Linked DNA regions of Homo sapiens: region 2 is linked to region 1. Evidence: chromatin loops called from intact Hi-C (ENCODE). Cell type or tissue: psoas muscle. All regions are shown on one strand. Each heading gives the region's core, and the rest is flanking DNA. Links, peaks and the distances in the headings are about the cores only.

Region 1 (15,692 bases), core at 4,200-12,199:
GCGATTCTTCTGCCTCAGCCTCCCGAGTAGCTGGGACTACAGGCGCGTAATAACCAGCTAATTTTTGTATTTTTAGTAGAGATGGGGTTTCGCCATGTTGGCCAGGCTGGTCTCAAACTCCTGACCTCAGGTGATCCACCCGCCTCAGCCTCCCAAAGTGCTGGGATTACAGGCATGAGCCACCATGCCCGGCCGGATTTCATTCTTTTCTATAGCTGCATAGTATTCCATGGTGTATATATACCACAATATCTTTATCCAAACAGCCATTAATGGACACTTAGGTTGGTTCCATGACTTCGCTATTGTAAATACTGCTGCAATAAACATATATGTGCTGGTGTCTTTTTTATATAATGATTTCCCTTCCTTTGGGTAGATACCCAGTAGTGGGGTTGCTGGGTTGAATGGTAGTTCTATGTTTAGTTCTTTGAGATATCTCTATGCTATTTTCCATAGAGATTGAACTAATTTACATTCCCACCAATGGTGTATACGTATTCCCTATTCTCCACATCCATGCCAACATCTGTTGTTTTTTGACCTTTTAATAATGGCCATTCTGACTCGTGTAAGATCATATCTCAGTGTGTTTTTAATTTGCATTTCTTTGATGATTAGTGATGTTGAGCATTTTTTTTTCCAATGTGTTTGTTGGCTGCTATTTATTCTTTCGAGGAATATCTGTTCGTGTCCTTTGCCCAGTTTTTAATGGGGTTGTTTGTTTTTCACTTATTGAGTTCCTTGTCAATTCTGGGTATAAATCCTTTATTGGAGGAATAATTTGCAAATATTTTCTCTCATTCTGTAGGTTATTTCTTTTGCTATGCAGAAGCATTTTAGTTTAATTCAGTCTCGTGTGCCTGTTTTTGTTTTTGTTATATTCGTTTTTGGAGCCTTTTTCATAAAATATTTGCCTAGGTTGATGTCCAGAAGACTTTTTCCTAGGTTTTCTTCTAGATTTTTTATGGTTTTAGGTATTTAATTTAGGTCTTTAATCCATCTTGAGTTAATTTTTAATATGGTGAGGGATAGAGATCCAGTTTCATTCTTCTGCATATGGCAATCCAATTTTCCAGCACCATTTATTAAATAGAGTGTCCTTTCCGCATTATTTGTTTTTATCAACTTTGTTGGTTGTAGGTATTGGCTTTATTTCTGGGTTCTCTTATTCTGTTCCATTGATCTAATTGTCTATTTCTGTACCAGTACCATGCTGCTTTAGTTACTATAGACTTGTGATATAATTTAAAGTCAGGTAATGTAATGCCTCTGGATTTGTTCTTTTTGCTTAGGACTGCTTTGGCTATTCAGGCTTTTTTCGTTCCATATGAACTTTAGAATTGTTTTTTCTAAGTTCGTGAGGAATGAAGTTGGTAATTTGATGGGAAATGCATTGACTGTAGATTGCTTTGGGCAATATGGTCATTTTAAGTATATGGATTCCTCCAACCCATGACTATGGAATGTTTTTTTGTTTGTGTCATCTACAATTTCTTTCACCAGTGTTTTGTAGTTCCCCTTGTAGAGATGTTTCACCTCCTTGGATAAATGTATTCCTTGGCACATGATTTTTTCATGGCTATTGTAAATGGGATTGAGTTTGATTTGGTTCTCAGATTGAACATTATTGATGTATACAAATGCTACTGATTTTTATATGCTGATTTTGTATCCTGAAACTTTACTGAAGTCGTTATCAGGTCTATGAGTCTTTTGGAGGAGTCTTTATGGTTTTCTAGGTATATGATCCTATCATCAGTGAATGGAGATAATTTGATTTCCTCTTTTCCAATTTGGATCCCTTTTATTTCTTTCTCTTTCCTGATTGCTCTGGTTAGGAGTCCAGCACTATGTTGAATAGGAGTGGTGAGAGTGGACATCCTTTTCTTGTTCCAGTTTTTAGGGGAAATGTTTTCAACTTTCCCCCATTCAGTATGATGATGTTTGTGGGTTTGTCATATATAGCTCTTATTATTTTGAGGTACATTCCTTTGACGTTTCATTGGTCGAGGGTTTTTATTATGAAAAGATGTTGAATTTTATCAAATGCTTTTTCAGCATCAGTTGAAATGATTGTTTTTTGCTCTGCATTTTGTTGATATGGTGCCTCATATTAATTGACTAGCATATGTTGAACCATCCTTGCATCCCTGGAATAAAGCCCACTTAACTGTGATGAATAATCTTTTTGATGTGCTTTTGGATTCAGTTTGCTGATATTTTGTTGAGGACTTTGGCATCTATGTTCATCAGAACAGCCCTCATTCAACTCTTCAGCTACGTAACTTCTACTAGTGACCTAATTCTTTGAGATGTCATTCCCTGCAGGAGGGCATCCTTGCTCTTCCAAGTCTAAGTTAAGAGGCATTATTTGGTTTTCTTACCTCGTCTTAGGCCTTAACAACACTGCCTTTTATTTGCTTTTAATATCTACTCATATGTAAATGTAACCTCTTCATAATAGGAAATATGTCTAATTTGCTTCCTAATTTATACCCCAGGCTGGCACATTGTAAGTGTGGAATAACTATTTGGGGAATAAATTCTTACATGGAAACATAACTGTTGCCCCTGTGTGATATATGTACTTTCAATATACTGGCATATTATCTACAGAAATATTAGAAGCTAAAGAAAATTAGAAGCTAAGAGAAAATTCTTAAAATCCCATATTCCCATTTAGGATATTGATTGTGATCTTATAAGCCAAGTTAGACTTAGATGACATGGAAAAGGACATATGTAGGACCTAATCGCCTTTTTTCTTTTGTAGCTTGAAAATGACAGCCTTGGTTTATTTTTATTTTTTACTGATCCATAATAGTTGTGCATATTTATAGAGCACATGTAATATTCTGATACGGGCATGTAGTATATAATCATCTAATCAAAGTAATTGCGATATCCATTAGCTCAAACATCATGTCATTTTCAGGGACATGGCTGGAGCTAGAGACCATTATTCTTAGCAAACTAATGCAGGAACAGAAAACCAAATACCATGTGTTCTCACTTATAAGTGGGAGCTAATGATGAAAACACATGTATACATAGAAAGGAACAACACACACTGAGGCCTGTTGGAGGGTGAAGGGTAGGAGGAGAGAGAGGATCAGGAAAAATAACAATGGGTACTAGGCTTAATATCTGGGTGATGAAATGATCTGTACAGCAAACCCCCATGACACAAGTTTACCCATGTAACAAACATGCACATGTACCCCTGAACTAAAAAGTTAAAAAAATTTGCTGAGCACGGTGGCACACGCCTGTAATCCCAGCACTTTGGGAGGCCAAGGCGGGTGGATCACGAGGTCAGGAGATCGAGACCATCCTGGCTAACATGGTGAAACCCCATCTCTACTAAAAATACAAAAAATTAGCTGGGCGTGGTGGCGGGCGCTTGTAGTCCCAGCTACTTGGGAGGCTGAGGCAGGAGAATGGCGTGAACACGGGGGGTGGAGTTTGCAATGAGGGGAGATCGCGCCACTGCACTCTAGCCTGGGCGAGAGAGCGAGACTCCATTTCCAAAAAAAAAAAGGTTAAAAATTTTTAAAAAAAGAAAGTCTATAGGGCCCAGACTTACCCAACATCTTTATACTTTATTGCACTGTGGCCCTATTAGACTTTCCTGTGAGTTGGATCCTGTCCAACTTCCCAAACAGATGCTGATACTTTGTGGGTTGTGTAGTTACTGATAATTCGTCATCATCTTCTCATAACTGAAAGCTCATGGAGAAATTTTGCCATCTAGTTTTGCTATAAATGGGTTTTGTTCATTGCTCCTTGGTTTTGCTGCCCTAGATGGAGATTTTTAAAGTGCACTGTACTAAAACCACCTACCTAGAATCTTCCCCATCTTCATTCTTAAAACACTTTTCTCTCCACTTGGCTTCTGGGATAAAAGTTTTCTGATTTATCTTTTATCTTATTGGCTACTGCTACTCAGCCAACTTTGCTGTTTCTTCGTCTTTGTCTTGATCTCCAGATGTTGGTAAATCCTGTGGATTGGTCTTCAATTTTCTTATGTCCACAATTCATATTCACATGTCTAAGTAAGGTCAACCATTCCTGTGACTTTAAGACAATGCATATGTAAAGCCCATTTTTTTAATCCCCAGATTTTACCTTTTCTATCAAATTCAGACATGAATAACTGTCCACTTGTATGTCTAATAAACATTTTAAAAGTTAACATAATTAAATGGAACTCTTGACTTCACTTTCAAACCACTCCTAGCCCTGTGTTCCTCATTTCAGTTAAGTGACAGTATCATTCATCTGGTTGTTCTTGCTAAAAATGTAAAAGTCATGAGTTTTCCCTTTGTAGCATACATTTATTCCATCAACAAATCCTGTCAACTAAACCTTTAATATATATCCCAAATCTTACTACTTCTCACCACTTGTATCTTTATTTCAGTAGAGATAATAGTCATATTTCCTAGTATGGATGAAAATAGTCAAACTCTATAAAATATGTGAAGAGATTTATTCTGAGCCAAATATGAGTGACCATGGCCCATGACACAGCCCTCAGGAGGTCCTGAGAACATGTGCCCAGGATGGATGGGGTACAGCTTGCTTTTATATGTTTTAGGAAGGCATGACACATCAAATACATTTAAGAAATACATTGGTTTGGTTCAGAAAGGCAGGACAACTCAAAGCAGGGGCTTCCAGGCTATAGGTAAATTTAAACATTTTCTGTATGACAGTTGGTTGAGTTTATCTGAAGAGCTGGGATCAATAGAAAGGAAATGTCCAGGCCGGGTGTGGTGGCTCACACCTGTAATCCCAGCACTTTGGGAGGCCAAGGCAGGTGGATCACCCAAGGTCAGGAGTTCGAGACCAGCCTGGCCAACATGGTGAAACCCTGTCTCTACTAAAAATACAAAAATTAGCTGGGCATGGTGGTGGGTGCCTGTAACCCCAGCTACTTGGGAGGCTGAGGCACAAGAATCTTTTGAACCCAGGAGGCGAAAGTTGCAGTGAGCCGAGATTGCGTCATTGCACTCCTGCCTGGGTGACAGAGTGAGACTCTGTCTCAAAAAAAAGAAAGGTATGTTCAAGTTAAGATAAAGAATTGTGGAGACCAAGTTTTATTGTGCAGAGGAAGCTCTCTGATAGCAGACTTCAGAGACAGCAGGTTGTAAAATGTTTCCTATCAGACCTAAAAGGGTACCTGGCTCTTAGTTGATTATCTCCTGGATCCAGAAAGGAAGAAAGGAAAACAAAGGGGAAAGGGGATTCTCTATAGAATGTGGATTTTTCCCACAAGGGACTTTGCAGGGCAATTTCAAGGTATGGCAAGAAAATATATTTTGGGGTAAAACATTTTTATTTTCTTTCTAGTTATGCCAGAGTCAGATTGGAAAGTAAGTCGTAATATACAGGATTAAATAAAACCCATCTGATGAGAATTTATGGTTTGTGGGTCATGACTCCCCATACCCCTTAATAAGGAATTTAGGCCAGATAAAAAATCAGAGCTTAGTCTTTACTAGATATCTGCTGTATTTCTAACTGGACTTCCTTACTTCACTTTTGCCCCACTATATCTGTTTTCCATACAGCAGGCAACCAGTTCTTGTTAATACATAATAAATCCTGCACTACCACAAATTTCTAAAATCCAGTTTACTCAAAAGAAAATCCAAATTTCTTTCCATGACCTATACTTCCCTACATAATCTTACCTTTGCTTGTCTCCCTGGCCCTATTTCCTACATTTTCTCACCTCATTTATTCCACTCTAACCACATTTTTTATTCCTTAAAAAATGCCAAATTTGTTTTGTTCCAATTTCAAATGCCTGCACCTTCTTCCATCTGCTTGAAATAAACTTTCTCCAGATTTTCACATGACCTGCTCATTTACTTTATTACCAGTATCCGCCCAGGTGCAGTGGCTCATGCCTGTAATCCTAGCACTTCGGGAGGCCGAGGTGGGCAGATCACAAGGTCAGGCGTGCGGGACCAGCCTGGCCAATATGGTGAAACCCCGTCTCTACTAAAAATACAAAAATTAGCCAGGCATGATGGCACGTGCCTATAATCCCAGCTACTCAGTAGGCTGAGGCAGGAGAATCGCTTGAACCCCAGAGGCAGAGGTTGCAGTGAGCCAAGATCAAGTCACTGCACTCCACTCCGGATGACAAAGAAAGACTCCATCTCAAAAAAAAAAGAAAATTACCAGTATCCTTGGCAAGTCCATCTAAAATAGGATTCACTGCTTCCAACACTCTCTAGCCTTTTACTTTGCTTTACTTTGACTTTACTTTCATTTTACTTTGCTTTACTACAACAATATCTATCATGAAGGTTGATATCAAATGATAATTTAGCTGATACAATTTTTGTTGAGCCTCCAACTGTGAATGAGAAAATAAAGCCTAAAGTTCATAGTACAGCTAATGACCATTAGATATTTTCTCTGTGAAAGTTTGCTAATCAGCTGAATAATTTTTCTCCTATAGGAATAGCAATAATTATAGTGGCTCATATAAAATATGCTCATGTATTAACATCCATCTCTACTGTAAATATATAATGAGCTTTGTGTTAGTCTGCTTGCATTACTATAAAAGAATACCTGAGGCTGGGTAATCTATAAAGAAAAGGGGTTAAGTTGACTCATAGTTCTACAGGCTGTGCATGAAGCATAGTGCCAGCATCTGCTTCTGATGAGGGCTTCAGGAAGCTTACAATCATGGTGGAAGGCAAAGGGGCGACAGTGTGCCACATGGTGAGAGTAGGAGCAAGCGAGATGCCAGACTCTTAAACAACAAGCTCTTGTGTGAACGAACAGTGAGAACTCATTACTTCAGGAGGGATCTACCCACATGACCCAAACACCTCCAAATAATACAGGAATTATTAAGAAATAACTTTTAGGCCGCTAGAAAGGGTAAAGGTTCTCAGTGGAAATTTTCCTGTAATAAGAAGCAACCCCCAAACCATTTCTTTTCTAACAGAAAGGCAGCTTGAAAAACCAGGCCGGCAAGCTTTGATATGCAAATGCTGGCGATTAGAAACTGGGTCCACCCAACATGGCCAACAGGAAGAGTGCCACCCTCTCCTCCTCATCACTACATGTGCCAAGTGTCATGATTGCCTCCAGATAACATGGATATCATGGTGACCTGCATTTGCATATTAAAGGAGTAAGGTAGGAGTGCCAGGTTTTTCACGGGCTATGTGAATGACACGCCTGGTCAAACCAATCTCCTGGGCCCTATGCAAATTAGACACCTCCTCCTCCAGCCTCCTGCTATAACAAACTACTCTGCCACACACGGGGTTTCTCTCTGGGAGCCCCCCTCCCTCTGTCCCTGTACTGGGAAGCTTCTTCCTTCTTTCTTGCTTATTAAACTCTCCACTCCTTAAAACCACTCTACATGTGTCCATGTCGCTTTATCTAAAACGATGTTAGACCAAGGACCCTGCTGTTCTTCCATTCATCAGAGCAGTTATCATTTTGGTTGCATTGACCGGGAATTCATTCATCGGAGTGGTGACTATAGAGCGAGCCCCAACCTCAAATCTCTCCTTCAATTTCAAGGCTCTCTTCTTACTATCCTGTTGCAAAATTTTCCTTCTTTCTCTATCCACGGTCTCTTACTCTCTCTCTGTGAAAAGTGCAGGGAGTTTTACAGTTCAGTGAAACAGGTCTGCTAGGAAAGATGGCAAACGCAGCAGGCAGTAACTCAACAAGCCCGCTCTCTGTGGCTGCGCTGGTGAGCATATAGTATTTCTAAGCCAACAGCGCCACCTAGTGGAAGTAGAAATCCTCTTCAGGGGCCACATTTTTTACGGTAACACTGAACTTCCTTTTGCACCACCAGAAATCAGGCTCTAACCTACTTCTGTGAACCGGAAAGTTCTGCCTTCAGCAATTAGAAGTAATATGTCCTCGACCGGGCATGGTGGCTTACGCCTGTAATCCCAACACTTTGGGAGGCCAAAGCGGGTGGATCACGAGGTCAGGAGTTCGAGACCAGCCTGGCCAATATGGTGAAACCCCGTCTCTACTAAAAACACAAAAATTAGCTGGGCGTGGTGGTGCACACCTGCGGTCCCAGCTGCTCAGGAGGCTGAGGCTATTGAATTGCTTAAAACGGGGAAGCAGAGGTTGCAGTGAGCTGAGATTACGTCACTGCACTCCAGCCTGGGTGACAGTGAGACTCTGTCTCAAAAAGAAGTAATATGTCTGCTGCCACATTTTAGTCTTGATATTGTCCCATAAGCAGGAAAATGGCCATTCTGTTCCTACGCTCTTTTAAGACATCTAATCTGTTTCCTGTTAAAATGGTATAATTAGTAGGGAGATTTTAAGTTCAGAAGTTAACCAGAACCATTTTTCTGAGGGTAAATGGTTTGGCATGGGCCATAATAGCAGGCAGTCTAGCACATTGCCTCTGTTAAAGGAGCCTTGACCAAAAACAACACAGTCTCTCCAAAGATCAATTTTTCAGGGAGCCAGGTAGATCACATAGGCTTAGGAAGTCAAAGGGAATCACACAAGGCAGATAAGCTAAGGTTGCGTGGGTAAAGTGTGGTTAATCCCATTGAGAGGTGACAGCGTGCTAGCAGTCCTCACAGCTCTCGCTCGCTCTCGGCGCCTCCTCTGCCTGGGCTCCCACTTTGGCGGCACTTGAGGAGCCCTTCAGCCCACCGCTGCACTGTGGGAGCCCCTTTCTGGGCTGGCGAAGGCCGCAGCCCGCTCCCTCAGCTTGCAGGGAGGTGTGGAGGGAGACGCGCGAGCGGGAACCGGGGCTGCGCGCGGCGCTTGCGGGCCAGCTGGAGTTCCGGGGGGGCGTGGGCTTGGCGGCCCCGCACTCGGAGCAGCCGGCCGGCCCTGCCGGCCCGGGGCAGTGAGGGGCTTAGCACCCGGGCCAGCGGCTGCGGAGGGTGTACTGGGTCCCCCAGCAGTGCCAGCCCACCGGCGCTGCGCTCGATTTCTCACCGGGCCTTAGCTGCCTTCCCGCGGGGCAGGCCTTGGGACTGCAGCCCGCCATGCCTGAGCCTTCCCCCGCCTCCGTGGGTTCCTGTGCAGCCGGAGCCTCCCCGACGAGCGCCGCCCCCTGCTCCACGGCGCCCAGTCCCATCGACCGCCCAAGGGCTGAGGAGTGCAAGCGCATGGCGTGGGACTGCAGCGCCGGTGCGGGATCCACTGGGTGAAGCCAGCTGGGCTCCTGAGTCTGGTGAGGACGTGGAGAATTTATGTTTAGCTCAGGGATTGCAAATACACCAATGGACACTCTGTATCTAGCTCAAGGTTTGTAAACACACCAATCAGCACCCTGTGTCTAGCTCAGGGTTGTGAGCGCGCCAATCGACACTCTGTATCTAGCTGCTCTGGTGGGGCCTTGGAGAACCTTTGTGTGGATACTCTGTATCTAACTAATCTGATGGGGAGGAGGAGAACCTTTGTACCTAGCTCAGGGATTGTAAACGCACCAATCAGCGCCCTGTCAAAACAGACCACTCGCCTCTACCAATCAGCAGGATGTGGTTGGGGGGGGGCCAGATAAGAGAATAAAAGCAGGCTGCCCGAGTTGGTAGTAGTAACCCGCTCGGGTGTCTCTCTGCCTTGGTGGGGCTTTGTTCTTTCGCTCTTGGGGTCCATACTACTTTTGTGAATTACAGCACTCACCACGAAAGCTTGCGAGACCACGAGCCTACCGGGAGGAACGAACAACTCCCGACGCGCTGCCTTAAGAGCTGTAACAGTGACCGCAAAGGTCTGCAGCTTTACTCCTGAGCCCGCCAGACCATGAACCCACCAGAAAGAAAAAACTGAACACACCTGCACATCAAAAGGAACAAACTCCAGACGCGCCACCTTAAGAGCTGTAACACTCACCGTGAGGGTCTGCGGCTTCATTTTTGAAGTCAGTGAGACCAAGAACCCACCCATTCCGGACACACCATCACTTAGTTCATCCGCTCCCATGGCTTGGGGGACCATGCTTACAATCGTGGGTGGCACATTTAACAGGGTCCCAGGAACCAGGGAAGGAAAACAGGACACTCCACTGTGTTATTCTCCGTCGGGGGTCATAGGGAATCAAAGTAGATTAAAAGGACACTTTTATTGCTTTTCTTTCTAGATGGGTAACAGATTATCTTCAGTTTGTGCCCCTCTGGCGTGCACTCTGAAACACTGAAACTTTCTTAGCCTCAGGACATTAAAGAGAAGAGCAACTCATTTTATTTTGCACAAGGGCATGGTATTTTTACTGAAACTTTGCAAGCAGTGTAAGATCAACCCAGCTCTTTTAGGAATCATATCAGGCACGCTCACTGAAAATAATTCCCCAAAATTAGAAAAGCAACTTCCAGAGGAGCCATCTGAAGATCCCCCTTCTTTGGGGGCCCCTTCAAGTTCCCTTCTCGTTACAGCCCCTTAGGCCTGTAATAAAGGGAGACTTAGCCAATTTTCTCACAACCCTGATAGGTATATAAAAGCTTTCCAGGCTGGGCGCAGTGGCTCACGCCTGTAATCCCAACACTTTGGGAGGCTGAGGCGGGCAGATCACGAGGTCAAGAGATTGAGACCATCCTGGTCAACATGGTGAAACCCCGTCTCTACTAAAAATACAAAAATTAGTTGGGCGTTGTGGCATGTGCCTGTAATCTCAGCTACTTGGGAGGCTGAGGCAGGAGAATCGCTTGCACCCAGGATGTGGAGGTTGCAGTGAGCCAAGATCACGGCACTGAACTCCAGCCTAGCAATAGAGTGAGACTCCGTCTCAAAAAAAAAGCTTTCCAAAATTTAACTCAGGTATTTCACCTCAGATGGAAGGATGTTATGTTGCTCCTAAGTCAGACCCTCACTGCAGCTGAAAAGCAGGCAGCTCTGATTTCAGAGATTAGCAACATATCTCCTATAATACACCAAAAGGGAAGAAAGCAGATAAGGAAAGAGAAGAAATAGCAGAAATGCCATTCCCAATTGGGAGGAAAGCAGTTTCCCTTGACAACCCTAATTGGGACCCCAATAACTCAGGAGATGAAAAGGAAGCTCTTTTTTAAGTGTGCATTAGAGGGCCTACGGAAAACCAGGGCCAAACCTCTCAATTACTCTAAACTGTCCATGATAAACAGCCAGATGAGAATCTTGTAGCCTTTATGGAAAGGCTGAGAGAGGCACTAACAGAACACCCCTCCTTATCCCCTGATTCAGTCGAGGGACAGCTCATCCTAAAGGACAAGTTTATTAGACAGGCAGCTGCCAATATTAAAAGGAAACTACACAAGCAAGCTATAGGACCAGATAGCACCTTAGAGAACTTCCTGAAAGTGGCCACTTTGGTCTTTTGTAATAGGAACCAGGAGGAGGCCCAAAAGAAAGAGACAATGGTCAGAAGGACAGAGACTCTAGCAGCAGCTTTGCAGGCTTGCAAAGTCCAGGATCCCGGAGGTGCATCTGCTAGTTGCTATCAGTGTGGCAGGCCAGAGCATGTTAAGAAAGAATGCCCATACAGCAAGACAAAGCCACCTCAACCCTCTCCAGCCTGTGGCAGAGACAACAGGAGATGGAACTGCCCCCAGAGGTGGAGGTCACTGGGTTCAGAACCAGTCTTACTGATGATCCAGCAGAACTGGATCCCGGGGCTCAAACTCCAGCTCCAGCGGCTCAAACTGCCATTACAGCACAGGAGCTCTGAGTGATTCTGGAAATTAAAAGAAGGAAAGTAGACCTCTTTCTAAACACTCAGCCAGTCTCTCTTTTTTCTCCTCTCTAATCCAGGCCTCCCCTCTTCCCATAGCACAACCAGAAGGGGCATCTCAGGAAAAACTCTACTCCAGTATTTTTCTCAACCTTAGTTGACACGTGCTTCCAAGCCATTATCATGACAGCTCGCTAATCAGAAAAGCCTCCAAGTTAACCCTAGGAAATAATTTAACTGTTTACACCCCACATAATGTGGCAGGATTACTGTCCTCTAGGGGGAGCTCTTAGCCAACAAACCGCCAGTAAAGCAAGAAGTACATAAGGCAGGATAAGCAGTAGTCACTCTAAATAACGTCTCTCCCCAGGCACAAGCGCTCAATTAGCTGAGCTAACAGCTTTTACAAGCACACTTGGATTAAGCAAGGGAAAGGTAGCTAACATTTATACTAACTCCAAGTATGCTTTCTTGGTTCTCCATGCTCATGCTGCCATTTGAAAGAAAAGACATTTTCGGCCAGGCGGTGGCTCACGCCTGTAATCCCAACACTTTGGGAGGCCAGACGGGCGGATCACGAGGTCAGGGGATCAAGACCATCCTGGCTAACATGGTGAAACCCCGTCTCTACTAAAAATACAAAAAATTAGCCAGGCGTGGTGGCAGGCGCCTGTAGTCCCACCTACCTGGGAGGCTGAGACACGAGAATGGCGTGAACCTGGGAGGTGGAGGTTGCAGTGAGCCGAGATCGCGCCACTGCAGTCCAGCCTGGGCGACGGAGCGAGACTTCGTCTCAAAAAGAAAGAAAGAAAGAAAAGACATTTTCTTACCATTAATAGATCCCCTATAAAAATATCACCAGGAAATTAGCAGGTTATCTTCAGTTTTTCTTCCACAAGAAATAGCAGGAATGCATTGTAAGGAACATCAAAAGGGAACAAATGAGGTAGCCAAAGGAAATAGGTTAGCTGATCAGGCAGTTAAGTCAGAGGCAAGGAAGCCTCAAGCCGTTAAGGCACTTAAGCCCCTTCTAATCTAGGAAGGCTCCATAAGAAAAATTAAACCTCAGTATTTCCCTGCAGAAATAAAATAGGCCACTTCTCGAGGACGTAGTTCCCAGCCCTCAGAAAGGCTACAGTCAGAGGATGGCAAACTCCATTTGCCAGCCTCCAGCCAATGTCCTTAAAATCCTTCACCAAGCTTTTCACTTGGGAAAGGATAAAACTTATCAGTGTGCTCAGAGATTGTTTTCAGGCAGGAAACCTCTAAATTGGTTAAGCATGTAACCTCTCTAGCTCACTTCCAACAAGAATTAACGCAACTAACAGAAGTCCAACCCCAGGAAACAGAACCACCTTTATTTAACCCAGGAAATTTGGTGTTAGTGAAAACCCTCATCTCTGTCTCCTTCCCTAAGCCAAGCTGGGAAAGGCCCTACACTGTTCTTCTTTCAACACCATTGGCAGTAAAAGTTACAGGAATCAACTCCTGACTTCCACATTCAAGTCAAAGCCTGAACAGCTGAGGGATCAACCTCTGACAGCCCAGAGGCACGTCCTGAATATCAATGTGGAGAAATAGAAGATCTTAAACTGAAAATCATAAAAGATAAGTAACTGAGTGAGGGCTACTCCTACCTCATCGGGTACTTTTTATTATTTCTGCCTTTCCTCTCAAAATCTGCCACCAAATATTAAAATTCCTTTTAAGGCATATTTGCAGCGAGATTTAATTATACATGGGATTGCATTTGTAACTTTGTAGATCCCCAAAGGGAAATGTTATATCTAGGCAAGTAAAGACTTAAACGAAAATTATTTACTATGCCACTCTTGTGGGAAATGTTATAGTTACACCACTATTTGCGATGGAACTATACACCGTGGCACCCACAATGCGGAATTTTGGTTGTAAAATTCTAATTGTTATAATATTTTGCCTGATTATCTTCCTTATCTTAGGATTAATAATTGCAGGAAAGATTTAGTCAAGGTTATTTTGCTTATAGCAGGAGTGATAGTTATGGATAAGAAGCAAGCATAAGGCCGGGCGCGATGGCTCATGCCTGTAATCTCAGCACTTTGGGAGGCCGAGGCAGGTGGATCACCTGAGGTCGGGAGTTCGAGACCAGCCTGACCAACATGAAGAAACCCCATCTCTACTAAAAAATACAAAATTAGACAGGTGTGGTGGCGCATGCCTGTAATCCCAGCTACTCGGGAGGCTGAGGCAGGAGAATTGCTTGAACCTGGGAGGAGGAGGTTGTGGTGAGCTGAGATCGTGCCATTGCGCTCCAGCTTGGACAACAAGAGCGAAACTCCATATCAAAAAAAGAAAAAAAGCAAGCATGAAAGTATAAAAGTTTTACTATCATTAAGTTTGATATGACTTTTTACTGAAAGTTGGTAATAGGATGCATTCTAAACTATTAAAAGAAGTTTATAAAGAAAGATTTTATATAAGGAAGGATTGTGTATGGTAAATTCTTGTCCTAAAAGGAAATGACTGGTTGTTTACAGGAAGGATGTTTAGGACAAGTCAGAGAGTTTGAGTATGTTGTAAGAGGGTCTGTGAAAGTCACAAAAGAATTTACTAATTAAAGGAAAGGAATTGCCAAGATTAATGCTAAAGTTATTTTAGCCACCCAATATCATATTTCTCCCAATCATATTGCAACTCACAAAAATGGCCTATGCCAAAAATTATTCTCTAATGGGAAGTCAAGGGGAAAATGTATGCTTTTCTCAAGGAAAATGTATGCTTTTCTCAAGGAAAATGTTACTTTTATATAAAGTCTCTGGTAATGTACAACGGCATCTAGTGGACGAAAACCGGTATTGCAACCCTTTGGTGTAACTAACAGATTTCAAACTCAGTTATGGTCTACAGAATTCCCTCTAATGGTGGTCATCTTAATACTCATACTCTAACCCTATATTTTAAATCTTCTTGTAAAATTTATCTCTTTTCACCTAGAAGCAATCAAACTCCAAACAACGCTGCGAGCAGAGCCACCCATGGACACACCATTCTTCCTAGAACACTTAGATCAACCTCAGGAGGAGGACCAACTGCTGTCCCTCACGTGACGAGCCTTTTCAACAGGAAGTAGCCAGAAAGAATTGTCATCCAACACCCCTTAACAGCAGTTAGGTTTACTTCTCTTGAGGCAGGGAATAATACAGGAGTTATTAGGAAATAATTTTTAGGCCACTAGAAAGGGTAAAAGTTCTCAGTGGAAATTTTCCTGTCATGAGAAGCAACCCCCAAACCATTTCTTTTCTAACAGGCAGCTTGAAAAACCAGGCCGGCAAGTTTGATATGCAAATGCCAGTGATTAGAAACTAGGTCCACCCAACATGGCCAACATGGCAATTCCCACCCTCTTCTCATTGTCACCACATGTGCCAAGTGTCATAGCCACCTCCAGATAACTCACACATGCTCAGGACATCTTGGTGGCCTGCATTTGGATGTTAAAGGGCTAAGGTGGGAGTGCCAGGGTTTTTTGTGGTCTACGTGAATGACACACCTGGTCAAACCAATCCCTTGGGCCCTATGCAAATCAGACACCTCCTCCTCCAGCTTCCTAATATAACCAACTACTTCCGTACCACACACGAGGTTTCTCCCTTGGAGCCTCACTCCCTCTGTCTCTGTACAGGAGAGCTTCTTCCTTCTTTCCTGCCTATTAAACTCTCTACTCCTTAAAACCACTCAAGGTGTTTCCGTGTTGTTTTATCTAAATCAGCAGGAGACCAAAGACCCTGGTGTTCCTTCATTCATCAGAGCCATATCGCCATTAGGATCCACCTCCAACATTGGGAATCACATTTCACCATGACATTTGGAGGGAACAAATATCCAAACCGTATCAGGCTTATACAGTGAATCTTAAGAAACCAATAGATATCATGGTTTAGACTATTCCTATTAACCGAATATGTTACATGTGAAACTCTTCTACATCTGAGTAAAATAACAACATAAACTTCTGCAAGAGAAAGAATCA
Region 2 (15,692 bases), core at 4,309-12,308, 500 kb before region 1:
CAGTCCTCCTTTCTTTGGGCCCTCCCTCTGGTGTTGTCCTCTCCCTGGCATGACTTTGATGCAGCTTGGTGCCCTGTGGGGTGGGGAGGAGCGTGCTGACTGCCTCAGTCTCAGGGATAGATGGGCAGGCTCCCTCCTGTTCTGGCTCTCCGTCGGGATTCCTGCTTGCTCCTTTCTGGCATATGGGTGTACCGTGTCGAGGCTGTACCTTGGTGTACAGTATAAGGCTGTATCTCGTTGTGCCCATATTGAGGCTGTTTGTTGGTGTACAGTATTGAGGCTGTATCTTGGTGTACGGTATCGAACCTGTCCCTCCATGTGCCGTATCAAGGCTGTATCTTGATGTACCGTATCGAGGCTGTACCTCGGTGTGCTGTATCAAGGCTGTATCTCAATGTATAATGTCGAGGCTGGCTGACGTGTCTTCATCCCTCCTTCTCTCTGGCATATGCAGGGCCACTGTGCATGTGCGGGTCAACGATGTGAACGAGTTTGCCCCAGTGTTTGTGGAACGGCTGTATCGTGCGGCTGTGACAGAGGGGAAGCTGTACGATCGCATCCTGCGGGTGGAAGCCATTGACGGTGACTGCTCCCCCCAGTACAGCCAGATCTGCTACTATGAGATTCTCACACCCAACACCCCTTTCCTCATTGACAATGACGGTGAGTCCACCCCTGGCTTCCCTGGCCACCCAGTTCCCCTTGAGCACCCACCTCCCTCAGGACAACCCAGGGTTGCATTCTCCACTTTTGCCCCTCAGACCCTCACCTCACCCTTCTTCCCAAATGGAGCCTTCTCCTCCCAGATGCCTTTTTTCCCAGCGTCCTGCTGCCTAACCTGCCTGCTGCCCGATGATCTCAGACATCCTCCCCTCCCTGCCCTGGGCTTTCTCCAATGCTCTAATGCTCTGTCCTCCTGACCCCACCCCAGGGAACATTGAGAACACAGAGAAGCTGCAGTACAGTGGTGAGAGGCTCTATAAGTTTACAGTGACAGCTTATGACTGTGGGAAGAAGCGGGCAGCAGATGATGCTGAGGTGGAGATTCAGGTGAAGCCCACCTGTAAACCCAGCTGGCAAGGTGAGAGCTCAGCGCTGTGCCCCATCTTGTGAATCATCTTTTTTCTTGGTCTCTCTTTCTGTCCTTTCTGACAATCATGGGGGCCAGGCTAGGGCTTGGATGATATTGGGGCAGGCTTGCAGCTATCTACTCTAGCCGGGCCATCCTGCCAGGAGCCCCAAACTGTCCATGGACATGGCAAGAGGAGCATGGAGAGGGGAGGCTGCTTTACCCTTCTCTCTCCCCATCACCCTCTCTGTCTCACCCATGCAGGCTGGAACAAAAGGATCGAATATGCACCAGGTGCTGGGAGCTTGGCTTTGTTCCCTGGTATCCGCCTGGAGACCTGTGATGAACCACTCTGGAACATTCAGGCCACCATAGAGCTGCAGACCAGCCATGTGGCCAAGGGCTGTGACCGTGACAACTACTCAGAGCGGGCGCTGCGGAAACTCTGTGGTAGGTGTGCCCCCAACACTGCCTCAGGCCTATCCCTTCCCATCCAACCTCTGTCCAAACTTTTCCAAGACTCTGCTTTACATCACCACTGGCCATCCACAGGTGTTTATCCATAGAGGTTGTGACACGATTAGCATTTGCGGCCCAAAAGGCAGGTACATATGTCTTTGGCAAAGATGCATAGTCATCGCACCAGACAGTCACCGGATGCATGGTGGAACAATGGTAGGGCGAGATGAAGAGTTGGAGAATGGGTTAACTGGAGAGATACTCTTAGAAGTGAGTTCATCCCTCTCTTGTCTTTGAAAGGCCATAAAAGGTGGCAAGACGTGCTGTAGGAAATCTTTTCCCATCAGTCCCTCTTTCCCTGCCTCCTGCCCTTTTCACCATCTGCTGCTTCTTGGCTCTGACACTTGTGCCTCCTGGGGCTCCCACAGGTGCTGCCACTGGGGAGGTGGATCTGTTGCCCATGCCTGGCCCCAATGCCAACTGGACAGCAGGACTCTCGGTGCACTACAGCCAGGACAGCAGCCTGATCTACTGGTTCAATGGCACCCAGGCTGTGCAGGTGCCCCTGGGTGGCCCCAGTGGGCTGGGCTCTGGGCCCCAGGACAGCCTCAGTGACCACTTCACCCTGTCCTTCTGGATGAAGCATGGCGTAACTCCCAACAAGGGCAAGAAGGAAGAGGAAACCATCGTATGTAACACTGTCCAGAATGGTGAGCCTCCCCTCCAGGCACTAGCCAGAGGGGGAAACTGGCTTCTTGTCCCGCCTCTGTCACTGCCCAGTGTGTGACTGTGAACAGGTCACTTCCCCTCTCTTCATTTGTGAGGTGCAAGTGCCAGGTGTGATATGCCTTGATTCTGTGCTTTATCCCCAACATGACATGTTGGATCGTACTGCTGTCAGAGTGCAATGGGATTCCTTGCTGCTACTCTTGTTTTCAGTTGCCCAGTCAACTTCTCTGTGTCCCACCATGTGGTAGGCTGTCCCCACCCCCCATCTCCACCTCCATTAAAGCCCCTCCATTGCAATGGGAAAGCCTGGGTAATGGTGTGCCCCATTCTTTCATCATCCCATCCTGGGACTGGTTGGCCCCAACTCCGAGGCCTGTTCTTCCCTCAACTGCAGGGCCTACTTCACTGGAGAGGGCTTAGTCTTGACCTGCTCTTTCATTTCTAGCCAATTCTCCAACCTCATTTCTCTTGACCTTGACAACTCTTTTGAAAAGGGTTGTCACCCATGATGTATGTATTAACCAAAGGACTGATGAAGAGCTGGTGATGGAGTGGGCCAGCTGATGTTCCCTCCTCAGCCAGCCAGCCAGGGTGCCTAAGAAGCCCAAGTTATCACTTGGACTGGAATGTGTGTGTGTGTGTGTGTGTGTGTGTGTGTGTGTGTGTGAGAGAGAGAGAGAGAGAGAGAGAGAGGAAAGAAAAATGCTAGAGAACGAGGGAATGAGAGAGGATTAAGAGAATCCAACATCCTCTCCTTCCTGCTGCTTTGAACTTGTTCTGGCCTCAGCCTCTGCACTTGACCCCATCCCCTTCCTGTGCCCTCAGAGGACGGCTTCTCTCACTACTCGCTGACTGTCCACGGCTGTAGGATTGCCTTCCTCTACTGGCCCCTGCTTGAGAGTGCCCGCCCAGTCAAGTTCCTCTGGAAGCTGGAGCAGGTGAGGCAAGAGCCAGGCTCCTGGGAGGGCTGAGTAGATGTGACTCACTTTTAGGAAAGGACCTTCTCTGGGCAGGGTCAGCATTTTCTGGGTTCCCCCTTGCCCTCTCTTTGCTTCTTCACTTTCAGCCCCTGACCATTCTACTCCCAGGTCCTCTTGTTCCCTTTTCCCAAAGCTTGTCCCCTGCAGAAAGCACTTCTGGATTTAAAAAAAAAAGGGAACAAATGACTACTAACACCAAAGTCGACCAACCATCTATTTCCTCCTTGTTTTATTCTCTCTCTCTCTTATTTAGGACTTTAACAGTATACATCCCTGACTCTCAGGCAGTTAGCCTGTTGTAATCAAGACAATAAGTCATTCTGAGGTACACAGATTGGGTTTGAGTCCTGCCAAGGGAATTTGCTGGCTATGAAATCTTGGTTAATATGTGTAAACCTCAGGGTTAAAACAACCCTGTTATATAGGGATAAAAAGAATTCTATATCCCAGAGTCGTTAGGATTAAATGATGTAATAGACCGTTGTAGACTGAAAAGCACTCCCTCTGTATATGTTAATTCTCACTATTATCAGCCCTGATTATGGAGGGATAAATAAAAATGGATAAAATATTTAAAATCCTCTCTTGAGCCAACAGTTGCAGCCTCTTCATTATTTATTCTCCAGGCTGACCACAAGGACCAGTGAGGACTAATTTGAGTTTTCACCTCCTTCTGTTTCTCTTGCAAGTCCTGGTGGAGTGGCTGAGTAAGCAAACGGCAAAAAAAAAAAAAAAAAAAAAAAAAAAGCATTAGAAGAGAGAAAAGAAGTGCCCAGATAATTTATAAACTAGATAATTGAGGGCTGTCTACAAAAGTTTTGCTGTCTGTGGCACTCTTTTAAAGAGACAGTCTGTCATTTGCTGTTTCTTGATTCCCCCCTCACACTGCAAATATTGGTAATGTTACCCTTGCTATCTTTCTTCAATTCACCCTCATTTAATCAACCAGTATCTATTAAATACAACTAAGTCTCTGTCATTCAGCTAGGTTCTGGGAATACAATGAATGAAACAAAATCTTTGCCATCATTCAACTTACATTTCAGTTGGGGAGATAAAGTTTTAAAAAGTAAATAGACATGTAAAATGATAAATTGTGAGAAATGCTCTGAAAGAAGCAGGCAAGGGACTGGGGCAGAGCATGGCGGGAGGCAAGGAAAGGAGAACTTGCCTTAGATTGGGTGCTCCTGGGGGACCTGACTGAGGGGAAATTTAAGCCTAGTGCTAAAGGATGAGAAATAGCTGGGTGTGGGAAGAGTGTGGGAAGGTTCCAGGAAGAGGGAAGAGCATATGCAAAGGCCCTGAGGCAAGAAAGAGCTCAGCATGTTCCAAGCATGGAAAGAGGGCCAGTGCGGTTGGAGTACAGTGAACAAGACTGGAGATAAGTTGCAGAGATGGGCAGTGATCAGGTTGTACAGTGGACTTTTTCAGCAGGGTTAGTCTAGATTTTTGTCATATGAGAGACAGGAAGTGTTTTTTGAAGGATTTTAAAGCAGAGGCATGACCTGATCAGATTTACATCATCATTATTATTATTATTATTATTATTTTTTTTTTTGAGATGGAGTCTCACTCTGTCACTAGGCTGGAGTGCAGTGGTGCGATCTTGGCTCACTGCAACCTCGGCCTCCCGGGTTCAAGAGATTCTCCTGCCTCAGCTTCCCTAGTAGTTGGGACTACAGGCGTGTGCCACCACGCCCAGCTAATTTTTGTATTTTTAGTAGAGATGGGGTTTCACCATGTTGGCCAGGATGGTCTTGATCTCTTGACGTGATCCACCCACCTTGGCCTCCTAAAGAGCTAGGATTACAGGCGTGAGCCACTGCGCCTGGCCAGATTTACATTTTAACAAGATCCCCTTGGCAACTGTGGGATGGTTGTATTGAAGGTATCTAATGGTGACAGTAAACAGGACTGTTGCAACAGTCTTCATGAAAGGGGTTGGAGACATGACTGATGTGTGGCAATGGAGACGGAGAGACCTGCACAGAAACCTGCAGCTTGTAGCTCTGTTTGGACCTGGGATCAACAGCACCTGCTAATGGACTGGATGTGGAGGCTGAGGGAAAGGGAAGATCAAAGTTGTCTCCTACGTCAGCCACTTGAGCAGCTAGATGGATGATGGAGCATTTATACTGCCTGGGGAGAAACTGAGGGAGTTGGGAAAGGGCATGGACTTGCACCTTACACGTGTTAAATGTGAGATACTTGTGGGCATCCAAGTGGAGAATCTGGCATTCAGAGGAGAGTTATGGGCTGGAGATGTGGATTTTGGAGTTACCAGTGTATAACTATGGTACCCAAACCCATGGCAACAGATGAGGTGACTTCTAGGAAAAGAGTGTAGAGAGGAAAGAGAAGAGGGCCTAGGTCTGAGCCTTGAGGGACCCCAACATTTGGAACTGGATGAGGCAGAGTACTCTCTGCCCCTTTTTCCTCTGACCATCCCCCATTCCATCTTGGCTGGCCCTAGGAGAGACTGCAAAGGGAAGCAATATTTATTTTAGTGCTTAATGTTGGGTTAGAAGCTATCCTAGAGATAACCTGTGATCCCAGCTACTTGGGAGGCTGAGAGGATCACTGGAGGCCAGGAGTTGGAGACCAGCCTAGGCAACATAGTGATAGCTCATCTCTAAAAAATAAAAAAATTAGCTGGACATGGTGGCACATACCTGTAGTCCCAGCTACCCCAGAGGCTGAAGTGGGAGGATTGCTTGAGCCGAGGGGTTTGAGGCTTCAGTGGGCTATGATTGCACCACTGCACTCCAGCCTGGGGGACAGAAGGAAACCCCATCTCTAGAGTTTCCAGTGCCTTACACACATATGTAATACATAAGTTCGGGGGGCAGGGAATTTATTCATGAAAGTGTGTTACTCCTCTTAGGAATATTTATAGCTTTAACGATTTACCTGAAGAGTGGAATCTTTGCTACTAGGTTGGTTGCCTGATAGATTTTGGACAAGGATGTTATTCCTCGAGCTGGATAGGCAGCAAAGCACTAGTAAGCCCTGTTGGTAGAACTGGGAATAAAGGGACTGTCCCCTGTCTCCCAGGAGATGGGGCAGTGCCTAGGGTTAGCTCTCTGAAGACGAATTACCTGAGAGGCTCTTGCCCCTACCCTACTCTCCCAGGTCTGTGATGATGAGTGGCACCACTACGCTCTGAACCTCGAGTTCCCCACAGTCACACTCTATACCGACGGCATCTCCTTCGACCCTGCCCTCATCCATGACAATGGCCTCATCCACCCACCCCGAAGGGAGCCTGCTCTCATGATTGGGGCCTGCTGGACTGGTAAGCTTCTCAGTGAAGACTCCAGTGGTTCAGGATTTGGGAAGGGAGGTAGGCTGGTGAGGAGCAAGGGCAGTCTGACCCAGCAGCTGAGGCCGCCTCCTGCATCTCTCTGCAGCTGTGCAGGGTGACTCTGAAGATCTCCATGGGAAGGGACCACAGCCTCCCTCCCGTATCTCCCACTAATCCAATGGGTCATCACCTCTGACTTGGAGGAATTAACTTCTCACGCATCCCCAGACTCTCTCTCTGTAACTCCAGCCAGTTTCCACTTTTTTCCATCAAAGTGATGATGACTTCCATAGCCCATTCCCCTGCTCAAGGAGAGTAACCCCTTAGAGTGTCCTCGGTCTTCCAACTTTTAAGCCATTGAAAAAATTTTTCTCCTCTTGGGAGTGTGTGTGTGCACATGTGCCTGTCTGTCTTACCAGAGCCCACGTGTTTCCTCAGCAGCATATCGTATTTGGGGGTTTGTCTATAATAGAGGCTGGAGAGGTTGGAACATGACAAAAGAAGGGTTGGGGCTGAGCTGAGAGGTTGCAAGTTATACATGGGCAGGGTCAGAATCCCATGTGGGCATGAGAGCACTCATGGGGATGAGAGGAAGACATCTCATTCCTCTCTGTCAATCTCTCCACATCCCTGAGCTCACCAGCACTGTTTTTTTTTTTTTTTTATCCCCAGAGGAGAAGAACAAAGAGAAGGAAAAGGGAGACAACAGTACAGACACCACCCAAGGTACTCCGTGTGTAAGAACTGGAGACCAGAGAGTTCTCATCTTCACTTTCTGTTCTGAGATCCCTTTTCCACCCCAAATCCTATCCAGCCTGTGACAGCCTCCTAGGCCACCAGGGGGCAGAGCCTCCAAGAAATACAGCAGGGCAGGGGCTCCTGGAGTGGTAAGGCTAGAGGCAGCTTGGCTGGGTTCTGGGTATCCTGTCCTGCCCACAGAATGAAGAATGGGGCTCTCTTGGTGGCTTTCCACATGGTAGAAGGGAGGTGGCAGGAGTCAGGAGTCAGACACGCAGAAGGGGAAGGTCTGGGCATCTGTGAAGCTCGCTCACATCCATCCTGGTCTCCCTGCATGTCACTGGAAAGACGTTCTCTCCTGCCGCCTCCCCCTCCCTCCTTGTTTTGACTCTTTCCTCCTGTTGGTCCTGTTTCCTTCTCTTCCTCCCTCTCATCTTTGTTGCTTCTACTTTTCACCCTTCTTCTTCTCCCCTGGCTTTATTCTGTCTTCTTTTGTCTCATTTTCTCCCTTCTCTAGCCTCCCCCCTTACCTTCACTTCTCCCTCACCTCTCATCTCTCTTTTTTCCTTTTTTTTTTTTTTTTTGGTTTCCACATTTCTCCTTTTTTTCTTTCTCAACTCTTCTGCTCTTTCTCTCCTTTCCCTTTCTCTCAGCCTTCGTCCTTTTCCATCCTCCTCTCTTCTCACCTCCCGTCCTGCTCCTGTGTTCCTACCCTAGGAGACCCTTTGTCGATCCACCACTACTTCCATGGCTACCTGGCTGGTTTCAGCGTGCGCTCAGGTCGCCTGGAGAGCCGCGAGGTCATCGAGTGCCTCTATGCATGTCGGGAGGGGCTGGACTATAGGGATTTCGAGAGCCTGGGCAAAGGCATGAAGGTATTGCCCCATCCTCTAGCCCTGTTCTTCCCAGCATGCCCCTTGCCCCACCCCCTTGCCCTACCCCTCTACCTCTGCTCCCTTCCTCTGCCACCTCCTGGCCCTGCTCTCAGCTGTATCTGTGTCTGGGGCCCAGGTCCACGTGAACCCCTCACAGTCCCTGCTCACCCTGGAGGGGGATGATGTGGAGACCTTCAACCATGCCCTGCAGCATGTGGCTTACATGAACACTCTGCGCTTTGCCACGCCCGGCGTCAGGCCCCTGCGCCTCACCACTGCTGTCAAGTGAGTGTTGGGTGGGGCAGGGCAAATCACCAAGCAGAGCCAGACAGTGTCACAGCTCCTTGGCCTAAGGCGTCACCTAGAGCTAGGCATACCTCTTTTGTTTTATGGATGAGGAGATTGGGCCCTCAAATGGAGACAATTGACCACTGAAGGTCACATAGCAATATTGGTAGAAGAGTCTGGACTATACTCAGATTTCTCAACAATCAATCTGTTACTCTTTCTACCAAGTCACACATCTAGGGTTTCCGGGCTTTGATCTTCTCTATGCCTCTGTGCTGATACGTAAAGTGGGACACAGGATTGGGAGTGGGGAGACCTGACATTAATTCTGACTCAATGCGAATTGCTTGGATAACCTCGGGCAAATGGTGAGTCCTGGCTGCTTCACTTGTTTTAATCTTGCTTCACCAAGCTCTTGCAAGGTCACGTACGATGGCCTAAGTCTGGGGGTTGGCAGTCCTAGGCCAAATCTGGCCTGCCCACCTGTTTTGTAGTTTTATTGGAACACAGCAGTGCCCATTCATTGCATATGTCTATGGCTACTTTCACTGTGATGGCAGAACTGTGGGTAGTTGGGACAAAGATCATATGGCCCCCTCAAACAGAACTATCTAATCCTTCATAGAAAAAGTTTGCTGGCCGGGCACGGTGGCTCACGCCTGTAATCCCAGCACTTTGGGAGGCCAAGGCAGATGGATCACGAGGAGTTCAAGACCAGCCTGGCCAACATGGTGAAACCCTGTCTCTACTAAAAATACAAAAATTAGCTGGGCATGGTGGCACGTGCCTGTAATCCCAGTTACTTGGGAGGCTGAGACAGGAGAATTGCTTGAACTGGGACCCAGGAGGCGGAGGTTTCAGTGAGCCGAGATTGCACCACTGCACTCCAGCCTGGGCTACAAAGCGAGACTCCATCTCAAAAAAAAAAAAAAAAAAAAAAAGTTTACTGACCTCTGAATTCTAAGTGAATGACTTTTGGAGTCTTTAAAAGAAAAATTGTAGATTATTTCAAGGTTTGAGTATATATTACATGTTTAAAAATACAGATCAATTGAGAGGCAACGAAAGTATGATAGTTAAGAGCATAGGGTCTATTGCTAGCTTTTTGGCACTGGGCAAATGCTATAAAGTGGTGATAGCAATAGAGTCTAACTCGTGGAATTGTTACGATGACTACATGATATAATCTGGATCAAATGCCTAGCAGAGAGTGGATGCCGCTTAAATGCTGGCTATTATTACATAAAGGCATTTTCACCCCTTATTATGGTTTATGGGCGGTTTTTAGGAGATACTGCCATCTAGTGGGTGAATTACATGATTTAAGAGTTAGGATTTCTGCGTTCCAATCTTGTTACCCCTCTCCCCGATTCTGCCTCAGTTTCTCTGTGAGCTATATGAAGATAAACATCTCAAATTTGCCCCTATCCTGGGAGGGGTGGGTTTAGAGGGGAGAGGGCTCTGAGCCCTAGAGGGTGACTGGGCGTGATTATCAGGCCTCACAGTTAGAGCTGTGGAAGGCCCCGGGCTGTGGCTTTTGGGAATTTGCTGGTTCAGGGTGTGGAGCTGAAGGTCACAGGCAGTTGAGTTAATGTGGGTGCAGCTGATTGCTGAGTATGCACCCCGCCATGTCCCAGTCAGAGCTCCAGTTGTTAAAGGGCTGTCATCCAGTTATGAAAGGCTTGATCCCTCAGAAGCCAAGGCATTGCCTCGTCCCCTCCAGTGCTGAGGAGCCATGGCAGAAGGGAGGGCTCTGGTTTTTGGCCTAGGGTGGAGCTCTGCAAGGGGAGTTCCTGCGGGGGGAGGAGTTGACATTCTCTTTGCTGACTGCCTCATCTGAATTCCTGCTATCTTTTTCATGCCCAGGATAGAGGTTTATCCAAGGGCTTGGAACCTGCCTTTGAGGAAAGGGGCCTTGATGTTTTCTCTATGAGGTTAAGAAACAGAGTTTTCATTTCTCCATTTCTAAGGTTACTACATGGTTGGTGCTATCCTAATACTTCCCTGAGGTCACGGGAGAAAATATAGAGGGGTGTGTGTGTGTGTGTGTGTGTGTGCGCGCGCATTTGTGTGTATGTAACAGACACAGACAGGTACCTAGCAATACCTCCCTTTCCCTGATGCATTTCCTTGCCCCTGTCCCTGTGGCTTTCATAGCTTCCAGTTTTCAGTTCTTGGACCTCTGTCTATTTAAAGCCAGATTTATGCAACTATTTGGTCAATGCCTAAATGCAAGTTTTCCTGAAGTTTTTTTTTTTTTTAGTATTTTTCTTGGAAAGCCCATTTACTTGTGGAATTGACCCCTGAACAGATAGATACCACATCTATTTCTCTAGTTTTGTCCTCTTTCCACAGCTCTTGACTTTCCATCTGCTTCCTGTAACCTCTATCTAGAAGTTCTGCTAGCACCTCAACCGAAAGAGCTAATGCTGAAATAATCAACTGCAATCCCAAACCAGCCTCTCTCCCTGAACTCTCTCTGTAATGGTGCCTCTGTCCTTGCAGTCATCCAGAGCTTGAAACCTCTGAGTCATCTTTGATTCTTCCCTGTCTTTATCCTCCACTGCCCATCAGTTGCCAGCTCACCTGGACCCTGCCTCTGTGCCGCGTGTCTGAAATCTGTCTCCTCTTTCTTTTGCTGCTGTTACTGTTCTAGCCCAGGTCTTATTACCTCTTATCTGGCCCATTGCCTCCTAACTAGCTGACCTATCTCTAGTCTTCGAATTTTATTTATCCTCTACTCTGAGGCTAGGTGAGTGATCTTAAGTTGAGTTTTCATCATCACACTTCCCTGATGAAAAAGACGTCGGTGGCTTCCTCTTGCCCACTGCATAAAAATGTCAAATGTGCTGGGTGCCGTGGCTCACACCTGTAATCCCAGCACTTTGGGAGGCCAAGGTGGGAGGATCACTTAAGGCCAGAAGTTCGAGACCAGCCTGCACAACCAACAGACCGCAAGTCTGTAGTCCCAGCTACTCAGGAGGCTGAGGTGGGAGAATCACTTGAGCCCAGGAGTTCGAGGCTGCAGTGAGTCATGATTGCACCACTGCATTCCAGCCTGGGCGACAAAGCGAGACCCTGTCTCTAAAAAATTAGAGAGAGAGAAAAAAAAAACAGATCTTATCATGGCATTTAAAGCTGCCAGCCATCTGGCTTCTGGTGGTTCCTGCCTCATGTTCCTCTACTCCCCTTAGTAAGCTTCTCGCCATCCACTCTGGGTCAGTACTACCCTCCTTCAAAGGCTAGCTCAGTTGCTACTTTCTCTGATCGTTCCTACCTTCCTTTTCCAAGCACCCTCCTCTTATCCTAGGCAGAACTAACCTCTCCCTCCTCTGAACTCTTCTGGTTGTTTGTTCCACTCATATGGCGATGACCATATTTGCCTTTCTTTTAACTTTTGTGTGCCACGTCTAATCTCTCTACCAGACCAACGGTGCCTTTGGGTCAGGCCTCCTATTCCCCTTGGGATTCCCAGACCAGCGGCACAGCACAGCATTGCTCATTGCAGGGAGGATGTCTGTTGGAGCCTGTGCCTTCAGGGTCATCTGGGATTGTTTCCCAAGGGGCTTTGCCCTAGGCCTATCTGGATGGCAGACTGTAATAGGCCCTGCTCCGTGTGGTACAGGAACTCAGCACATCCCGGGCATTGGCAACTTCAGGGGCTCTGAGCTCATCATGCCTACTGAGATGATGCCTTCTCCCTTTTTACTCCAGCATTCAAGCTGGGCATGCTCAGTAACACTAATAATTACAGTCCTCTCTGTAAAATCATTTCCGCTAGCACCAGCGTGGGGATCAGAGTCCATGCTCCTGGATCACTAACTCCACCGTGAAGTCTGCTTGTTCAAGTGGGGAAACTTCTTTACAGATACATTTCCCTGGTGCAAACCCAGGCCCCAAATGGTGCCTGTGGTTTAGTGGAAAGATCAGTGGACTTGGGCGGTGTGTGGTGGCGCACACCTGTGGTCCCAGCTCCTCAGGAGGCTGAGGCACGAGATTGCTTGAACCTGGGAGGCAGAGGTTGCAGTGAGCTGAGATGGCACTACTGCACTGCAGCCTGGGCAACAGAGAGAGACTCTGCCAAAAAAAAAAAAAAAAAAAAAAAAAAAAATCAGTGGACCTGGAAGGAGAAGAATGATTTAAGCCTAGACTCTGGTTTAAGCCTTGATTGTTTCTTTTTCTTTTTCTTTCTTTTCTTTTCTTCTTTTTTTTTTTGAGATAGGGTCTCACTCTGTCGCCCAGGCTGGAGTGCAGTGGCCTGATCTCATCAGCTCACTGCAACCTCTGCCTCCTGGGCTCAAGTGTTCCTTCCACCTCAGCCTCCTGAGTAGCTGGGACTACAAGCATCTACCACCACACCTGGATAATTTTTGTATTTTTTGTAGAGACGGGGTTTCACTATGTTGCCCAGGCTGATCTCGAACTCCTAAGCTCAAGGGATCCTCCCGCCTCAGCCTCCCAAAGTGCCAGGATTTACAGGCATGAGCCATCATGCCCAGCCTGAGCTTTAGGCATTTTACAGCATAGAAATGAGGTTATAATATAATGAAATAATATGGGCCAGGTGCGGTGGCTCACGCCTGTAATCCCAGCACTTTGGGAGGCCGAGACGGACAGATCACCTGAAGTCAGGAGTTCAAGACCAGCCTGGCCAATATGAAGAAATCTCATCTCTACTAAAAATACAAAAATTAGCCGGGTGTGGTGGCATGCGCCCTATAATCCCAGCTACTTGGGAGGCTGAGACAGAGGAATCGCTTGAACCCAGGAGGCAGAGGTTGCAGTGAGCCAAGATCGCACCATTGCACCCTAGCCTGGGCAACAAGAGTGAAACTCCATCAAAAAGAAAGAAAGAAAGAAAGAAAGAAAGAAAGAAAGAAAGAAAGAAAGAAAGAAAGAAATGTGGGAAAATGCTTCATAAACTGGCAAGGGCTATTGATTGTGAGGTGTTGTTATTACTGGTAAAGGTGGGGCTAAATGTGATCCTGGGAGCATCACTGCTGAGCAGCTGTGCTGTTGGTTGGTCTGGCTCAACAGAGTCCTCTAAGGATAGCTTGTCCTGATGCCTGGATCCTCAAGCTTCATGAGACGGTGGATCTAGGTCCAAGGTGGTCAGATGATCTCACCTACCAAAGTGTGTTTCCCCGATATTGAAGGGAATGAAAGACACACCAAAGAGGAGGACATCCTTTGATAGATGTCCACATTCTACTTTTATTGTTGAATAATTTTGGGCGCATATGTGCCGGATAGTATACTGAGTCCATGTACTTTTAAACTGCTGGATAAAGAACTGTGTGTGTATATATACCTGTTTGTCAGTTCAGTTTGCTTTGTTTTTCATTAAAATAGCATCTATAGGTACTCCATAATCCTGGGGTAGGGCATTGATGGTGTGATCACACCCACAGGTTGGGATTACCTGACCTTCTGTCCTCGACATTTTCCTTGGTGACATCCTACCAGGAAAGGATATGTCCCCCTTCAACTGCTGTGGGGGTTGGGATGCAGAGGCATGACCCCCTTTCTTCCCCTGCCCCTTCCTGACATGAGATGCTCTATGATAGAGGTAGCTGGGGCGGGGAGTGAAACAGAATGTGGGTTTTCGGGGAGGAAGTGTTGGGGTCACATGCTGCTTCTCCTGCTTTCTTACATAGGTGCTTCAGCGAAGAGTCCTGCGTCTCCATCCCTGAAGTGGAGGGCTACGTGGTCGTCCTTCAGCCTGACGCCCCCCAGATCCTGCTGAGTGGCACTGCTCATTTTGCCCGCCCAGCTGTGGACTTTGAGGGAACCAACGGCGTCCCTTTGTTCCCTGATCTTCAAATCACCTGCTCCATTTCTCACCAGGTGGAGGCCAAAAAGGATGAGAGTTGGCAGGGCACAGGTAAGGACGACTTCGGGGAGTAACACCATCCAGAGAACCAGCCAGTGTCTGGAGTCAGAGTGTGGGAGAACTCCTGGGGCTGGAAGCAGAAAGCGACTCCATCCTGTGTTTGTTTGACTGAACAACTTACCTTTAAGAAGGAGAGCAAGTGGAAAACACGTGGGTGGAAATGAATTGTTGCATAATGATATTCTTGAAAATGATGCTGACTTCCCTCTCCCTGGCCCTGGAAAGGGAGGGAGAGTGGTGATGAGGGCATGGTTGGGTCTCAGAACCTCCGTGGGCCCTTTGGCTCTGACCCAGACCCTACTATCCCCAACCCAGTGACAGACACACGCATGTCGGATGAGATTGTGCACAACCTGGATGGCTGTGAAATTTCTCTGGTGGGGGATGACCTGGATCCCGAGCGGGAAAGCCTGCTCCTGGACACAACCTCTCTGCAGCAGCGGGGGCTGGAGCTCACCAACACATCTGCCTACCTCACTATTGCTGGTCAGTGGGGCCTGAGGGCCTGTCCTCTGTGTGTGTGTGCCCCTCCCAAAAAGTAAGGGCCTAGGAAGCCCAGAGGGTCCTCCTTCCAGGTCCAGGGATGTGGACAAGTGCCGTTTTGCATTTTCCTAGCCTGGAAGATCCTCTGGCTTTGATTGTCCCTAGGGAAGGTGTGCTGGGTTTAGGCTCCGAATGCTTCTGTCTTCCTGCTCCTCTCCATAGCCTGGCTCACCTCCACTTCTGGTCCCACTCCTGTTTCCATTCAGGCTTCTCACCTTCCTCTCCTCCTTCGGCTCATCTCTGCCCAGCTTTCTAACCCTCTAGCTGTCTGTTTGTTACCGGTCATCTCTGTTGTTCAGCTCACTCATCTCACGTGCACACCAGAGCTTTACAAGAAGTACTCATCTCTTAGTGAATAGTGGGAGTGATGATTTGGTAGTTTCCAAAGGAAGCCAGGAGGGAGAATGGAGAAGATGGAGATAATCAGTTCCCTTCTATTTCCACTCCTTTCCAGGGCTCACTGAGGACTTCTGTATTTTCCTCTTTCTCATATTCCCTCCTGCTTGCCATCTCCCTTTCTGTCTTTCAGGATGTCTTTATCTCCTTCTTTCCATTCCTCCTCAGAACCTACAGAGCAGGAAATGGAGCCTTGATCTCTCCATCCTAGTTAGTCAGAGTGGGCAGGGATGGAGGGGAGCATCCCTCCCTTCGACCTCAGGTCGCACTTCTGCGGAGATGGGGCTGACCTGCTCTACAGCTTGTGTGGCGTCAGCTGGTGGGAGTCCAGGAGAGAGGGTCCTGCCCAGGTCCTGCCTCCACTGGCCCCTGCCCTGAGGTGCTTCCTCATCTCCAGGGGTGGAGAGCATCACTGTGT

Evidence for each region. A loop is a pair of places that touch in the nucleus more often than their neighbours do. Peaks named below come from ENCODE experiments on the same cell type or tissue, not always from the same donor. Only the 100,000 strongest peaks of a DNase experiment are listed, where the experiment ranks them.
Region 2: a loop joins it to region 1, with 5 times the contacts of the local background. A loop is called at or near these places in 28 of 110 quality-filtered maps.

Annotation. Positions count from the first base shown.
Region 1 is chr12:7,631,085-7,646,776 of GRCh38, forward strand. No RefSeq gene overlaps it. Among named protein-coding and RNA genes, the nearest start is that of APOBEC1, 27 kb to the right of the region's middle. RefSeq lists an enhancer at 6,762-7,296 and silencers at 7,738-7,867, 8,949-9,048. In psoas muscle, for the core only: CTCF peaks have their summits at 7,776 (motif pointing left) and 11,943 (motif pointing right); a DNase peak (open chromatin) is centred at 7,737; H3K4me3 peaks cover 786 bases; H3K27me3 peaks cover 856 bases.
Region 2 is chr12:7,134,873-7,150,564 of GRCh38, forward strand. CLSTN3 (calsyntenin 3) reads left to right here. Exons shown (of 18, transcript NM_014718.4): 4 at 455-663; 5 at 932-1,081; 6 at 1,334-1,519; 7 at 1,957-2,238; 8 at 3,083-3,195; 9 at 6,370-6,532; 10 at 7,214-7,267; 11 at 7,997-8,154; 12 at 8,291-8,439; 13 at 14,100-14,326; 14 at 14,651-14,821; 15 at 15,672-15,692. Among named protein-coding and RNA genes, the nearest start is that of CLSTN3, 12 kb to the left of the region's middle. In psoas muscle, for the core only: CTCF peaks have their summits at 7,375 (motif pointing right) and 9,752 (motif pointing left); no DNase peak of the experiment used is centred there.